Linked DNA regions of Mus musculus: all the other regions are linked to region 1. A link is a loop called in an ENCODE intact Hi-C map of the cell type or tissue named here. Cell type or tissue: heart. All regions are shown on one strand.

Evidence for each region. Hi-C counts contacts between places; a loop is a spot of excess contacts. Peaks named below come from ENCODE experiments on the same cell type or tissue, not always from the same donor. Only the 100,000 strongest peaks of a DNase experiment are listed, where the experiment ranks them.
Region 2: it touches region 1 in a loop (2.0-fold over the local background); 2 of 42 quality-filtered maps call a loop at or near these places.
Region 3: it touches region 1 in a loop (1.9-fold over the local background); 3 of 42 quality-filtered maps call a loop at or near these places.

What each region holds. Positions count from the first base shown.
Region 1 is chr9:9,236,210-9,241,209 of GRCm38, forward strand. It overlaps Arhgap42 (Rho GTPase activating protein 42), which reads right to left and starts at 2,818. Exons shown (of 24, transcript NM_001372563.1): 1 at 2,417-2,818. The coding sequence starts at 2,570. It overlaps Gm16833 (predicted gene, 16833), which reads left to right and starts at 79. Exons shown (of 4, transcript NR_045754.1): 1 at 79-242; 2 at 416-502. In heart, a CTCF peak has its summit at 2,290; DNase peaks (open chromatin) are centred at 2,332 and 2,852; H3K4me3 peaks cover 2,260 bases; H3K27ac peaks cover 1,107 bases; H3K27me3 peaks cover 167 bases.
Region 2 is chr9:9,163,264-9,168,263 of GRCm38, forward strand. All of the region lies in intron 2 of Arhgap42 (Rho GTPase activating protein 42), which reads right to left. Among named protein-coding and RNA genes, the nearest start is that of Gm16833, 71 kb to the right of the region's middle. In heart, no CTCF peak of the experiment used is centred here; a DNase peak (open chromatin) is centred at 2,538.
Region 3 is chr9:9,081,068-9,086,067 of GRCm38, forward strand. All of the region lies in intron 4 of Arhgap42 (Rho GTPase activating protein 42), which reads right to left. Among named protein-coding and RNA genes, the nearest start is that of Gm16833, 150 kb to the right of the region's middle. In heart, a CTCF peak has its summit at 2,636 (motif pointing right); no DNase peak of the experiment used is centred here.

The DNA.
Region 1 (5,000 bases):
TAGTTAAAATGCTGAAATGGACCATAGGCTTAACAATTAAACTAGTTGAAAACCCCCTCAGAAAGGTGAGGAAAAGTCAGAAGGGCAACTGGAGGATCAGGGCTCCCTCAGTGAGACTGGGAAAGCACTAAGACAACTTCAGAACCTTCAAACAAGGTAGTGGGATCCCAGCAGCTTAAGAGGGAGGGTGTCTAGCAGCAGTGGCCTGGCCTGAAGGATCCTCCATACGGAAGACTGTATTGGTGAGCAACAGGCAGTACTCTACTGTGACCTCAAGGACTGTTTGCTTCCCCATTTGATAGCTGATACTGGGGGGTGTGTGTGTGTGTGTGTGTGTGTGTGTGTGTGTGTGTGTGTTGGCTTGCCTGTGATCATCTGAAGTGTCTTGGGAATTTCTTCTCTCCTTCCACCACAGGTTCCGGAGTGTGAACTCAAGTGGTCAGGCTTGCATGGCATGCATGGTTACCCACCGAGCCAACTCACAAGTTCTGGGAATTCTTTGGTAAGAAATAAAACATTTCTTTCATAATGAAAGAAGTAATAAGTGCGTGTTAGTTACAAGAATGCACTGTCATGCCGGGCGTGGTGGTGCACGCCTTTAGTCCCAGCACTTGGGAGGCAGAGGCAGGCGGATTTCTGAGTTCGAGGCCAGCCTGGTCTACAAAGTGAGTTCCAGGACAGCCAGGGCTACTCAGAGAAACCCTGTCTCAAAAACCCAAAAAAAAAAAAAAAAAAAAAAAAGAATGCACTGTCATCACACAGCATTCTGGAAAGATAACAGGTTTATACATTTAAGGGCATACGGCTGGTTTCATGAGGCAGGGTCTCAATATGTCCAGCCTAGTCAGGGCCAGCCTACAGGCTGCATTTGTCTCAGGGTAGCTGTGGATGCAGAACAGTAGATCTTCAAATAACAATATCAGAAGGTTGGGCATTCCTGTTATTCTCTAGGTCTTGATACACTCACCACTTCCTCTGGTGTGCATGACAGAACAGCTCTAACAGGGCTGAGAAACACATTGCCTTTATAAAGCTAAGCTGAAGAATCCCAGGGAAGTGTGCAACAGCACCAGTGAAAAAACACACGTGTCAGGAAGTATTTCCAACGTGCGAAACACCAAATGCAGAGCACCTGAGATCCCAAGTGTAGTCAGCCTGCCTAGCATAACACACCAGGAATGGTTTAGCCTCTATGAGGAGGCATCCCTGGCGAGGAGGGTTCCCTAGTAACAACTCAAGGAACTGCAAAGAAGCATTGCACATTGTCACAAACCACAGTAAATAATCATTATCATAGTAGTCTCAAATCCCAATTAATTGACAATGGGCATTCCATCTGTGCAATTACAGCAACCCTGAACATGTCCTGGGGACTACCAGATCACCCAGAGGCCTCTCCATCCTGTAAGCGCCCTCATAAGAGGCCAGAGTCCGAAGCACTTCTCTTTTCAGAAGCTGAAGCCTTCCCAATTTTCCATGTAAGACACAAGTGGATTCTGGGAAAGGCAATGGTTAACGTTTAGCGTGTACTAAGTAATCCACTTGGTTCTCAGTATGAGAAAGCTTGAGTTGTAATAATGGAAGGGGAAGTTCTAAAGGAGAAACGAGTAAAGAATATCCTGAAGGGAGAAGTGTGGGAAAGATACTGACATCTACCAGGTCTGACTGAATGTAGACCTGAGCTCTCACCAATGACCAACACTGCACACCACACGATGCAAGCCAAAATTTAATACGAACAGAACACTCACAAGGGCTTTAAAATACACGGGTACCCTATTGGGTCCAAACAGCTTACCAATGGCCAAACTGCAGACGTGTATTTTTAAAAGGTCAAATCAATGACGAGTCATTGTTGTATGAAATTACTTTTCCTAAAGTATTATTAAATTCACTAGCTTCACTTTAACTCTCCAGACTCCCTTGTTTCCACTCTTCCCAGAGAGTTTGGCTTGCTTTGATTTGTTGTTGTTGTTGTTTGGTTTGTTTGTTTTGTTTATGAGACAGGGTCTCACTCTGTTGCCCTGACTGGCGTGGCTCTCTCCACCACCTTAAAACGAAAAATCAAAACAATTTAAAACAACAACAACAAAACCAACCCCCCACCAAAAACAACAACAACAACAACCAGGCACCGAAACTTTAGCAACAACAAACAAAAGTGAAAGTCTCTACCAACTTTTCACTGACAAGTCTCAAAAGTTGACTCTCAAGGGCTGTAGGGGAAACTTTTCCTCCCCAGTGTTGCCTGGGAAGTAAATCCGCACCACTAAGAACAGACTTTGTTGGCCACCAGCAGGGGAGCTCTTCAGCTTTTGTCCCCAATCCATTCAAACAAAAGAAGTTCGGTCTGGGGCTTCCCAACCAGGGTCCCGCACCCCATGGGGTCTTGCACACTTGGGGGCCCGTCACTCACTTCTCAGCGCCCCGATGAGCAGAGAGCCATCCTTCAGCAGCTCTTTGATGAACTTGTTGGTTCTCTCCAGCTCGATCTCGTGACACTGCAATCGCTCCCTAAAATCCGGGCTGTCCAAATACGAATCGCTGAACTCCAGAGTGGGCAGCCCCATGGCCCAGGCGCGGCGGCCGCTAGCTGCGGCGGGTGCGGGGACACTGCGAACGCGGGGGAGCGCTGGGGAGAGCGGAGGACTGGGCCCCGCGCGCCGGGCTCAGTGCAGCTGCCCCGAGGCCGGGCGGAGGCTCCGGGCGCTGTCACCGGCTCGCATCGTCGCTCGCTCGCACCGTGGGGGTGGCGAGGCTACAAGCTGTAGCGCAGAGGAGTCTTCTGACAGCGTCACTCGCTGACCCTGGGGACAGTGGCGCGCGCTTAGCTGGCGGCGCCTCACGGCGACTCGGGCCCGTAGGGAAACCCGCCCCCTGTGCGGAGCGCACGCGGGCCGGCCTGCAGCTCCCGGGCAGACCCTCCTCCACCCTCCCCGCCCCTCGCTGTCCCCGCCCGGTCCCCGCCCGGTCCCTGCGGTGCGCACTTTGCTCCCCGCACCCAGCACTGCTGTGTTGTAGCCTCACCCGATTCCTACCCGTCCCCGTCTGGGCCCACTGAGAGCGCCAGGCCCTGTGCGCCCCAAACCATCTCCAACCCCCAGCGTCCCCCTCAGGAACAGTCTGACTCCCACGTTAACCCCTGCGGGAACTACCACTTCCCAGCCGGTTCAAGTTTCACTTCAGGGTCCTGCCCATAAGTCCAAAATAGAAAGGATGTCCCGCCTGACTCCCAACCCCGCTGCATTGACCCATCAGTGAGGTGTGTTGGGTGTTATCCCTCAGTCTGTAAGAAAGGGGAATTGATTTTATTAACTCATTTCACATGTTATATACCCCTGTTTTAGTGTCTCTAATTGACACCTGGGTGGGTGGACCTACAAGTTCAGAGACTTTCATCGACTTGACCTGATCAAGCATTTCAAAGGAATCATTAATTCCTTTGGTGGTGGTGGTAGGTAATACCTGCATTCAACTGGCTGAAGCAGGAGAATTGCCAAGAGTTCAAGGCCAACATGGACTACACAGAGAAACACTGTCTCTGAGATGAATATATATATATGAATTCCTGCAAAGAGTCAATTAGCAGAGGTTGACCTAATAAATGTGCGTTCTGTTGAAACCCTGACAACAAAATAACCTACTATTTTATGTCATCCTGCACTCACCTGTAGCTTTTTTGAGAACTCCGTTACTTTTCTTAAGGATCTGTTTTTAATTTCTACATTTCCACTGCTTTGTATATTTGAACCATCTGTTTTTAAAAAAGAAAGGAAGGAAGGAAAAAAGAAACTTGTACAAATCATGGGAAAATCCACTGAAGTGCTTTACATTTTTTCCCAATTAAATTTCAGGAACCTTTAGCTGCAATTTTTTTCAGCCATACAATAACATTAAAAGTAGCATGTAAACAGCCAGGAATGGTGGTGCATGCCTTTAATCCCAGCACTCGGAAGGCAGAGGCAGGTGGATTTCTGAGTTCGAGGCCAGCCTGGTCTACAGAGTGAGTTCCAGGACAGCCAGGGCTACCCAGAAAAACCCTGTCTCGAAAAACCAAACAAACAAAACAACAAAACAAAACAAAAAGCAAAAATAGCATGTAAACTTTAAAACAGACAAAACCATGTAAACAGTATGCTTGATGACTTTTTTTAAATTCTCATTTTAAAAGCTTACATCCATATTTTTAGTACGAGTCTGCACACTTTAGAAATGTGTGATGACAGTTCTATACATTTTCTTTTTGTGATATTTATTTCTAGGGATGGGAACACACATCTGAACAGTGGAAGTCAAGGGACACTCGGCTGTAACTGGTTCCTTCCACAAGGGATAAACCAGGGATTGAACTCAGATTCTCTGGCCTAGCAGCAATCACTTTTGTCAGCTGAGCCGTCTTGCCAGCCCTCATCTTAGCTATTTTAATTTCTGAGTGTGGAGCTTGTCTGTCAGTTTCATAGATGCCTCATTTGGAAGTACAAGGGAAGGCAATAATACTGTTCATCAACTATGAAGGGGCTATAGTGAGCTAGTTGTCTTTCAAGTACTGTGATTTAACCATTTGTCACACAAACTGAAGGACAGAAAACCAGCAATGGTTAACAAATGGTATACTCACAACTTTTTTATGTAGCTGCTGTTCTAAGCACCTAAATGTTATGATCCAGTTTGAAACATTATAAAGCAAGAAAATGGCTTCTGTCTCATAACTGCCTTATAACCAATTCTGTGGATTGCTTTGATAAGCAGCTTTTAGTTGTTGGTGAGGTTTCTGCGGGAGTCTTATAGGCAGCTGTAGTCTAGATTCTAATACCTGGGTTATCATTCCCTCAAGCATAGAGGTAATCGTGTTTTAAGCTGACTATCTACACCACTGGGACCCAGGTAACATGATTTATATGAGAAGGCAGAAATATTGGAGCATCCTGCATGACCCTGAGCGCTTCTCAGGAAAGAAAATCCAGAAAATGACCAAGTATATTCGTTGCAACGGGTTGGGT
Region 2 (5,000 bases), 73 kb before region 1:
TGCAAGCCTTTAATCCCAGCACATAGGAGGCAGAGGCAGGCAGATCTCTGTGACTTCAAAACCAGCCCAATCTACAAAGTGGGTGAAAACAGCCAGAGCTACAAAGAGAAACACTGTGTCAAAACAAGTTCCAGAGAGACCTAATTCCAAAGCCATTAAATGGCTTCCGAGAATAATGAGGGTGAGGGGGCTGGAGAGGAGGTCGGGGCAGGAGTATGAATGGTCCACTGACAAATGCTGGCAAGTCCACATAAATACACATTAACACACAGACATTTTTTTTCTTCTAAGACTTAACAGCCCCTTGGAAACCAAGGTCTGTCTGTCTGTCTGTCTGTCTGTCTCTCTCTCTCTCTCTCTCTCTCTCACACACACACACACACACACAAATGAAAAATATTTTAAATAGTTTAAGATTATGACACAATTTTCTAATTAAGTATTAAGTAAAATAAATTCACAACCTACAGATAAGCAGGATGGTAAAACTGAATGTGCATCAAGCTGATCTGGTCCCCCACACAGCCAGGAATGGCCTGCTTTGCCCTGGTTTCCACCTTGGGACTTGTCTGTTATGATCACACAAGCCTCATTTGGTCCCAGCTGTCCTCAGATCACAACCCAGACGCCAAGCAGGATTCATCAAGGGTCCTCTCGTGGAGTCCACTGATTATTCCCATGCTTCCCTTGATGGTGTTTTGCCCTCACTATACTTCTCAGGTATCTTGCAGGAGTCACAGCCTATGGACCAGTGTCTTTCTAAATTCCCAACTGGATTCCTTAACACCTGGGTTCTGGTATCCCTGAGGTTTGCAAGCACCTACATCACTAAGCAGGTCTACCAGTGTGCATAATTACCTTGCCTATACATCTGGACTGAGATCTGTAACTCATGATCAAATCTTTCATCCTCCAATCTTTTCTAGTCCAAATGGACACTCACGACCATTAACATCTGAGCTCCACAGTAAAAAAAAAAAAAAAAACAAACAGAAACTTGACCTCTAAATGGACTGGGCAGGTAGCTGAGATAGGACAGTCCTTTCTAGTGAGCATAAGCCCTGAATGCCATCCCCCCAACCACCTTAGCCCACCACAGCATAAAGGCAGCCTGGTGGTGAATACCTGGAATCTCAGCAGCACTTGGGAGGTGAAAGCACAAGTGTCAGAAGAGTCATTTTCAGCTACATAGGGAATTTTAGGCCAGCCTGGGACACATGAGACAATCTCTGAGAGAGAAAGAGAAAGACAGACAGACAGAAAGAGAAAGAGAGACAGACAGAAAGGGGGAGGAGTTTGCTGTTATTGCTCCTTATTATCAGTATTACTTATAAAAATTGAGGAAATATTCCTTTCTCAAGAAAAACTCTGTTACATATTCAATGCTTTTTTCTTTAGTAAACGCTTTGATAATACCTACTTTTAAAGTACCAAGCAGGGGCTGGAAAGATGACTCAGTATATAAGAGCATTTGCTGTTCTTGCTGAAGACCTGAATTTTGTTCCCAGGGACCATGTGGCAGCTCACAACCTCCTGTAACTCTGGGTCCAAGGACTATAGGGCCCTCTTTCGGTCACAAGCACTGCACTCTGCTGGTGCACATGTGTGTGTGCAAAACAAACATATAAAATAAAACAAATAAAACTTAGAAAAGAGAAAATGCCCAACAAAGGAAGTGTGTTGGAGAGTTCAGTTATATGGGTGTGTATGTGCTGGACTTTTGTTCATGTCTGTTACATGTGATTTATACAGAAGAGCAAATTTTCACAGTGAATGTGTAGGAATATGAAAAGAGCAACATTTCAATGCCACAGAATTAACCTGAGCTTCAGCTGAGTTTTCCCGGGCACCATCATACACGTTCTGTGAGTTTCTATAAAATCTGCAAAAATCCTTCAGTTGGGATCTTGCCAAGGGTTGTGCATATCAAGCCCACAAGTCATAGACTCTGTTTTCTTTCCAAACACAGTAAGATGCTAACAAAACTCAAGAACTTAATGGAACATATTGCCTTGTTTCTTGTGCTACACCAACTGCCTAATGTAATGTCCACAAGTGATATGAAGTTACCTTCATTTCATACGGGAGGAAGAACGGACGGCTTGAAGTGGGACAGCTTGCCCCGCAGCCCCAGAACAACGAATGAGTGACAAAGTAAGTATTTAACTTGATCAATTCCACACTCTTCCAGCCAACCATGACTGCAAGGCTGCGGGGACAACAGTGCCAGCCTGTTACTCTACCAAGTTACAGGAGAGAATTGTCATCTTTAAAGGCGACACTCCTGGGGCCATTGCTCACCGAGGGTGACTAGCCACCAAGGGGGAAGGATGGACCAACCCCTCAGGAACTTGTTGATGACAATCACCCACTTAAATCTAGCACACACCCTGCTAGGCTTGCTGCCATCAGAACTAACTTCCCACCATGCATTCCTTCCCATTCTGCAATGGCATTCCTGCCCCTCAGAGTCTTCCGGCAACCCCCTTCCCTTCCTCTTCCTTGGCCAGCTTCACTGTTCCACAACCTCCCATCAGCTGTAACCTCCTGGCTGTGATCCACAAGGACACTAAAAGTTCAAGCTATCTAACCCCTTTGGTTTGTGTTTCCAGGAATCCTGCTATTCAACCCTAGTTTACTCCAGATCTTATTTCCCACAGTGGCTATCTCAAAAGAATGTTCCTTCTCGAGAACCCAACCCAAAATTTCCCTCATTCTCGCCAGATGCCCTGGCGTCCTGTTCCACACAGAGACATCAGGGAGTTCTGATCAGTACTATCCACTCTTCCATTTCTGGTTCTTCCTCTCTGGAGCTGACAACTCCTGCTCTGAGCCTCTCATTGCACCACAAATGTTGCTTCCTCGTTTCTCCCCTCCCCCTCTTTACACAACCACCTTCCCTTCCTCACACCGTGCCTCCTTTCCTCTCTATTGCTGTGATAAAACATTCCAAGAAAACACAAATTAGTGGAAGAAAATGGTTAATTCCAGTTTACACATTACAGTTCATTACTGAAGGAAGTTAAGACTAAAGCAGAAAACTGAAGCAGAAACTACAGAGGAAGGCCGCTTGTTGGTTCTAAAAGGCTCATGAACTGCTAGCTTTCCTTCTACAACCCAGGACCACCCGTCCATGGAATGGGACCACCCACTGTGGACTGAGCTTCTGTACATGGATCAAGAAATTTCCTAGAGACAGATCAACCTGAGCAGGGCAATCCTTCAACTGAGACCCCACCCTCTTCTCAGGGAACTCTAGGTTCTGTCTGGGTAACAGTCTACACTAAGCACAGTTACTGTTCCTTCCCCTTGATCTACATCCTAACATGAAGCAAGCTACTCTCCAAAGGATGTAAGAGGAGCAAGAACGACACAGGGTGGATTTAAGGGGATTTAAAACTACTGCAAACTATATCTCAGGAGGAAGTCATCCATGAGTACACAAACCTGTCAGATGGGTAAACTGAGGCAAATCAGCTTAACAGCCTTCACGGTCATAAAATTGATGATATACACAGTTATACTTTTTAACTCCAATTCGCTCACTAAAAAGTAGGCACTTGCACACTTTTGCAGAAGCAACCCCATCTTCCCAAGTATTATCCGAAATTTATCAAGTCAAAGTGATGATTGGGAATTTCCAACAAGATTTTTTTCTTTTTGAATCTCAAACAATTTGTATCAAGACTTAGCTCACAATTAATGTTTCACCCATATGGACCCATGCCATATAATCACATAAATGTGGCTACAATTCCTCAACAACCCAACTGAAGAATTATCTTCACCTCTTCCCTCTACACATCTGTTCAGCAAATGTTGATCTCTCTCCTCTAACTGTCTCTGTCTGTACTCAAAAAAAAGTCTCACATCAGCATCTGGAACTGTAACCCATTTTAACCTCTGAAGCATGATCATCAGTAGGGACCAGGCTGAAGGTCAGTGGTAGAGCATTTACCCTGCATGCAAAGCACCAATTCTCCATTCCAAGCATCACATCAGCACATAAAAATCTTCCTACAAGGCTCCGTTGACTTTGCCACTTTACAGCTCAGCAACTCCGGGTAAAGAAATTCCAACTTTCATACTATAAGCAATATGTGTGGTTTCCATGAGGTCGACATAAGCACCTGGTTGCATGTATCAGTACAGGGCACTGGAGTTCCTAGCCTTAGTGTTTTGACCTTGAAAGTATTAAATATTCTGATATTCTACATTTCTTTTCTTCACATCTGTGCCCCATCTGCATCTCATGTGAGTGTTGAGACCCAAATCAAATGACCTCCTCTATTGCTAAATTCTGGTGTCCCCAGCCTCCAGTACCTTCTCCAGCTTTGGCATACTCAAAGCAGTTTTGTCTGCACTTCACCTGAAACACTGTGCCTTCCATAGCTTTTCAATTTGATAGTTTTGGCTTTTTACAACTTTTTTTGTTTGTGTTTTGTTTTGTTTTGTTTTTTACAGTCATGGGAAATTTTCACGGCATCCACATCTCTTCTTTATTCTATGGGCATACCTGGAACAAAATCTTCTCTCAGGCTTCAAATGGAAACAACCAGAATTCACTCTGAGCATCTGGACTGTACAGCATTGGTTACTCTACCAATGTAGTCACAAAGAGCACATCTGGTACCACCCTCCCCCTCCCCCCAGCCCAGTTACCACTAAATCATCTTCTCTGCAAACAACTGATTGATTGAAGTAGGAATCATGTCTTTATGATCCTGGGTAGAAGCCAGCAGAGATATTCTAGGGAGACACTCTGGCCTCCCTGTGTTGTCAATCCCCCAACTTTTGTTACTTAATGGATTGATATCAAAGTACCGGACATAGAAGATTGGCAGGGTGGGATGGGTGGGATCATATACATTGCACAAAAATATAAGATTGTTTTTTCTCTTTCAAAAATGGGTGAATCTTCTCTACAGATTAGAGGACAATCTTATCTACTGAACACCAGCCAGAACTGCATATGAAGACCCCATCTCAAGAAAAAAAGG
Region 3 (5,000 bases), 160 kb before region 1:
TTGTTCTCTGATAGCCTACACACTTGTAGCATACATGCATCACAAACATACACAAAGTAAATAAGTGAATAAATAAATATGAAGAAATGTGAATGCTAATATAGAAGACTCTGGTCTTCTCCTTCTTCTGGAACTGAATGGGCACATTCCATTTTAGAGGGAAGGGTTGTCATAAGCATCCCAGACAGACCTGCCCTCAGAAACAAGCTCTAAGTGATTTTTAAAGAACAAGCTGACATCTTGTTCATCAGTACACCTTTTATAAATCATTAACTTTAGCCTTTCCCCCACTTCTCTGCCTGTATCTTATGCATAAATATGTATACATATCATGTATGTGCATGGAGGCCAGAGATAGACTTCAAGTGACTTTTGTTCATCAAAGCAGGGTCTTTCTCTTTAGCGCCAAGCTCATAAGTATATTTACTCTTGCTAGTCAGCTTGACCCCCACTCTCTGTATTTCCGGCATTGGAATTACTGTGGGTTCTTGTGCCCACCTGGTGTTTGGATGTTTTTTACAAACCTAAACTCCAATACTGACACTTACACAGCAAGCATTGTACCCAGTGTGCTCTCTTCTCATTAACTTCGACCTCTTTACCATGTTATTTTATATCTGATACCTATACTCTGAGGTGACCATGACTAAAAGATTAAGAGGGGAACAAATCTTTCGTAAAATTGGAGAGAAACAATTTGCCTACGCTAAAAGGTAAGCTTGCCAAAATTTTACTTTGTGAGCTGATACTATCATAGTAACCAGAGCAAGGTCAGGTGTCAGTAGAAGCACTGTGGGTAATCAACAGACAACCCGGGCTATTTGCACACACACACACACACACACACACACACACACACACACACACTGCAGCAAATAAACCACAGAAGCTCTTCTTTCTTCCAGAAAAATGTAGGGTAAAGGCAGGTCAGAGGAAGAATGAGAGAGGGCACAATGGGGAGGGGAAAGAAGAGCAACAAAAGGAGATGGAGGGAGGAAAGGGATCAGAGGAGGGAAAGCCATGGTGCAAGGAGTTCTGAAGTTTGAGGCCTTCTGGCAGAGAGGGCTCCAGAGCAGGTAGGAGGGTTGGTCTCTCATCTCTGCTTGGCCTTTGTGAGCCAAGCATCAGGAGGAGGGCAATATGAATGGGCTATGATATGATGGGCTCTGACACAATGTTATAAATAAAATTACCGTTTTGTAACTCTATATTCCAAACAGGACATTTTGAAAATAACTCTGGGCAACTGAATTCTGAGATGCCCCTATTAAAGTTACCCAAACTTCTTTTCTACCCTAAGCATTAAATTTTCCCTTTGTTTGCAGATCACTGAAATAGATAAACCTGGTGCAATATAGTAGTGTGACAAAAGTTAAATAGTATGCTTGAGATAGGAACTATTTGTGATTGGAACTCAGGAAGGTATTCTCCTCTAGTCCTGAGGGACAGGCACTAGCAGGCAGAAGTCAAATTTTATATTGTATTAATTTTAAAGCTGTTTTACATAAAATCTCCTAGAATCAGAGATTGGGGGCAAAGTTCCTGCTAAAGCTTTGTGTGTGTATGTGTGTGTGTGTGTGTGTGTGTGAGTGTTTGTATATGTATATGTGTATGTGTGTACATGTACATGTTTGTGCCTGCAGGTTCACATGTGTGTGCATGTGTATATGTGTGGTGAGCACATGTTTGTATGTGAATGTCCTGTGTGTGTGTGTGTGTGTGTGCATGCTTGTAAGTGTGAGGGATTTTGATGTAGATCTTAGGCAATAAAATGGAAGGAAAGTGAATGTGAAACAGGAAGGATAGCCAGCACAAGGGTTCATGACCAAAGTAGCCACTGTAGCAGGAGGAAGTATCCAGGGGCTCAGAAAATACAACACTTCTCATTCACTCCTTAGAAAGCCCCTGTACCTTGGTGAGCAGCAGCAGATAGCACTCTTGCCCAGATGTCTGCTCACCTTTTCCTCCAGAGGAGAGTCAGCCTCCAGGGAGGGCTCTGACTCCAGGACTCAGCCAGGAGGCAGAGCTGAGACCCAGACCTCTGAGCACCTTCCCCACCAGAGGATAATCAGCCTCCAGGGAGGGCTCTCACCAGACTCAGGTGAGAGCACCATCTTATATCCCAGGTCTCTCGGAGACCAGTCCCCTTAGGAGAGCACGTGGGCCACAGAAGCAACACAGCTTCTTATATAGGGTCCCTTCTGGTCTACATCTTCTTCAGCCAGGAGGCAGAGCTGAGACCCAGACCTCTGGGCCCCATCCCCACCAGAGGAAAATCGGCCTCCAGGGAAGGCTCTGACCCTGGGACTCAGGTGAGAGCACCATCTTGTATCCTGGGTCTCTCAAAGATCAGTCTGTACAGGAGAGTGTGCAAGCTACAGAAGCAGCAGAGCTTCTTGAACAAGGTCCCTTCGGGCCTTCATCTTCAGCCAGGAGGAGGAGCTGAGACTCAGACCTCTGGGCAACTTCCCTGCCAGAAGACAGCCTCCAGGGAGGACTCTGACCCCGGGACTCAGGTGATAATCCATTTTGCATCCCATGCCTCTCAGAGACCAGTCCAAGCAGGAGAGCACATGGGCTGCAGAAGCCACAGAACTTCTTGGACAGTCTCTTCCTGCCTTCACCTTCAGCCAGGAGGTGGAGCTAAACTCCAAACCTCTGTGCACTGTCCTTCCAAGAGAAGAGCTTGCCTGCAAAGAGTGCTCTGATCAATGGGACTCAGGAGAGAGTTGAACTCCCAGGAGTGCTGACAGAGGCTAACAGAATCACAGAAGGAACAAGCTCGAGCCAGAGACAGCTAAAACATCTAACAGCAGAGATTTCCAAATGGCAAGAGGGAAATGTAAGAATCTTACTAAGAGAAACCAAGAGCACTCAGCATCATCAAAACCCAGTACTCCCAGCACAGCAAGTCCTGGATACCCCAACACACCCAAAAAGCAAGATTCGGGTTTAAAACCATATCTCATGATGCTGGTAGAGGATTTTAAGGCATTAATAACTCACTTAAAGAAATACAGGAGAATACTGCTAAACAGGTAGAGGTCCTTAAAGAGGAAGCACAAAAAATCCCTTAAAGAATCCCAGGAAAACACTGCAAAACAGGTAGAAGTCCTTAAAGAGGAAATATAAAAATTCCTTTAAAAATTAAAGGAAAACACAAACAAACAGGTGATGGAATTGAACAAAACCATCCAAGATCTAAAAATAAAAGTAGAAACAATAAGAATACGCAAAGGGAGACAACTCTGGAGATAGAAATCCTAGGAAAGAAATCAGGAACCATAGATGCGAGCATCAACAACAGAATACAAGAGATGGAAGAGAGAATCTCAGGTGCAGAAGATTCCATAGAGAACATGGAAACAACAATCAAAAAAAAAATGCAAAATGCAAAAAAGATCCTAACTCAAAACATCCAGGAAAACCAGGACACAATTAGAAGACCAAAACAAAGGATAGTAGGTATAGATGAGCATGAGGACTTTCAACTTAAAGGGCCAGTAAATATCTTCCACAAAATTATAGAAGAAAACTTCCCTAACCTTAATAAAGAGATGACAATGAACATACAAGAAACCTACAGAACTACAAATAGACTGGACCAGAAAAGAAATTCCTCCCGACACATAATAATAAAAACAACAAGTACACTAAATAAAGATAAAATATTAAAAGCAATAAGGGAAAAAGGTCAACAACCATATAAAGGTAGACCTATTAGAATTACACCAGACTTTTCACCAGAGACTATGAAAGACAGAAGATCCTGGATGGACCCTAAGAGAAAACAAATGCCAGCCCAGGCTAAAATAGCTAGCAAAACTCTCAATTGTCATAGATGGAGAAACCAAAGTATTCCATGACAAAACAAAATGCACAAAATATCTTTCCATGAATCCAGCCCTTCAAAGGATAATAAAAGGAAAACATCAACACAAGGAGGGAAACTATGCCCCAGAAAAAAATAAGAAAGTAATCCTTCAACAAACATAAAAGAAGATAGCTGCAAGAACAGAATTCCAACTCTAAAAACAAAAATAACAGGAAGCAACAATTACTATTCCTTAATATCTCTTGATGTTAATGGACTCAATTCCCCAATAAAAAGACATAGACAAATGGACTGGCTACATGAACAGGACCCAACATTTTACTGCATACAGAAAACCTACCTCATGGACATGGACAGACACTACCTCAGAATGAAAGGCTGGAAAGCAATTTTCCAAGCAAATGGTCTGAAGAAACAAGCTGGAGTGGCAATTTTAATATCAAATAAAATCGACTTCTAAACCATAGTTATCAAAAAAGACAAGGAGGGGCACTTCATACTCATCAAAGGTAAAATCTTCCAAGATGAACTCTCAATTCTGAATATGTATGCTCCAAATACATGGGCATCCACATTCATTAAAGAAACTATAGTAAAGCTCAAAGCACATATTGCACCTCACACAATAACAGTGAGAGACTTCAACACCCCACTCTCATGAGTGGACAGATCCTAGAAACAAAAACTAAACAGAGACTCATTGAAACTAACAGAAGTTATGAAACAAATGGATTTAACAGATATCTATAGAACATTTTGTCGTAAAACAAAAGGATATATCTTCTTCTCAGCGCCTCATGATACATTCTCCAAAACTGAACATATAATTGGTCACAAAACAGGCCTCAACAGATACAAAAATATTGAAATTATCCCATGCATTCTATCAGATCACCATGGGCTAAGGTTAATTTTAAATAACAACATCAAGAATAGAAAGTCAACATTCACATGGAAGCTGAACAACATTCTATGATATCTTGGTCAAGGAAGAAATAAAGAAAGACATTAAAGACTGCTTAGAGTTTAATGAAAATGAAGCCACAACATACCCAAACTTATGGGACACAATGAAGGCAGTCCTAAGAGGAAAAGTCATAGCTCTGATTGCCACCAAAAAGAAACTAGAGAGAGAGCATACACTAGCTGCCTGACAGCACACCTA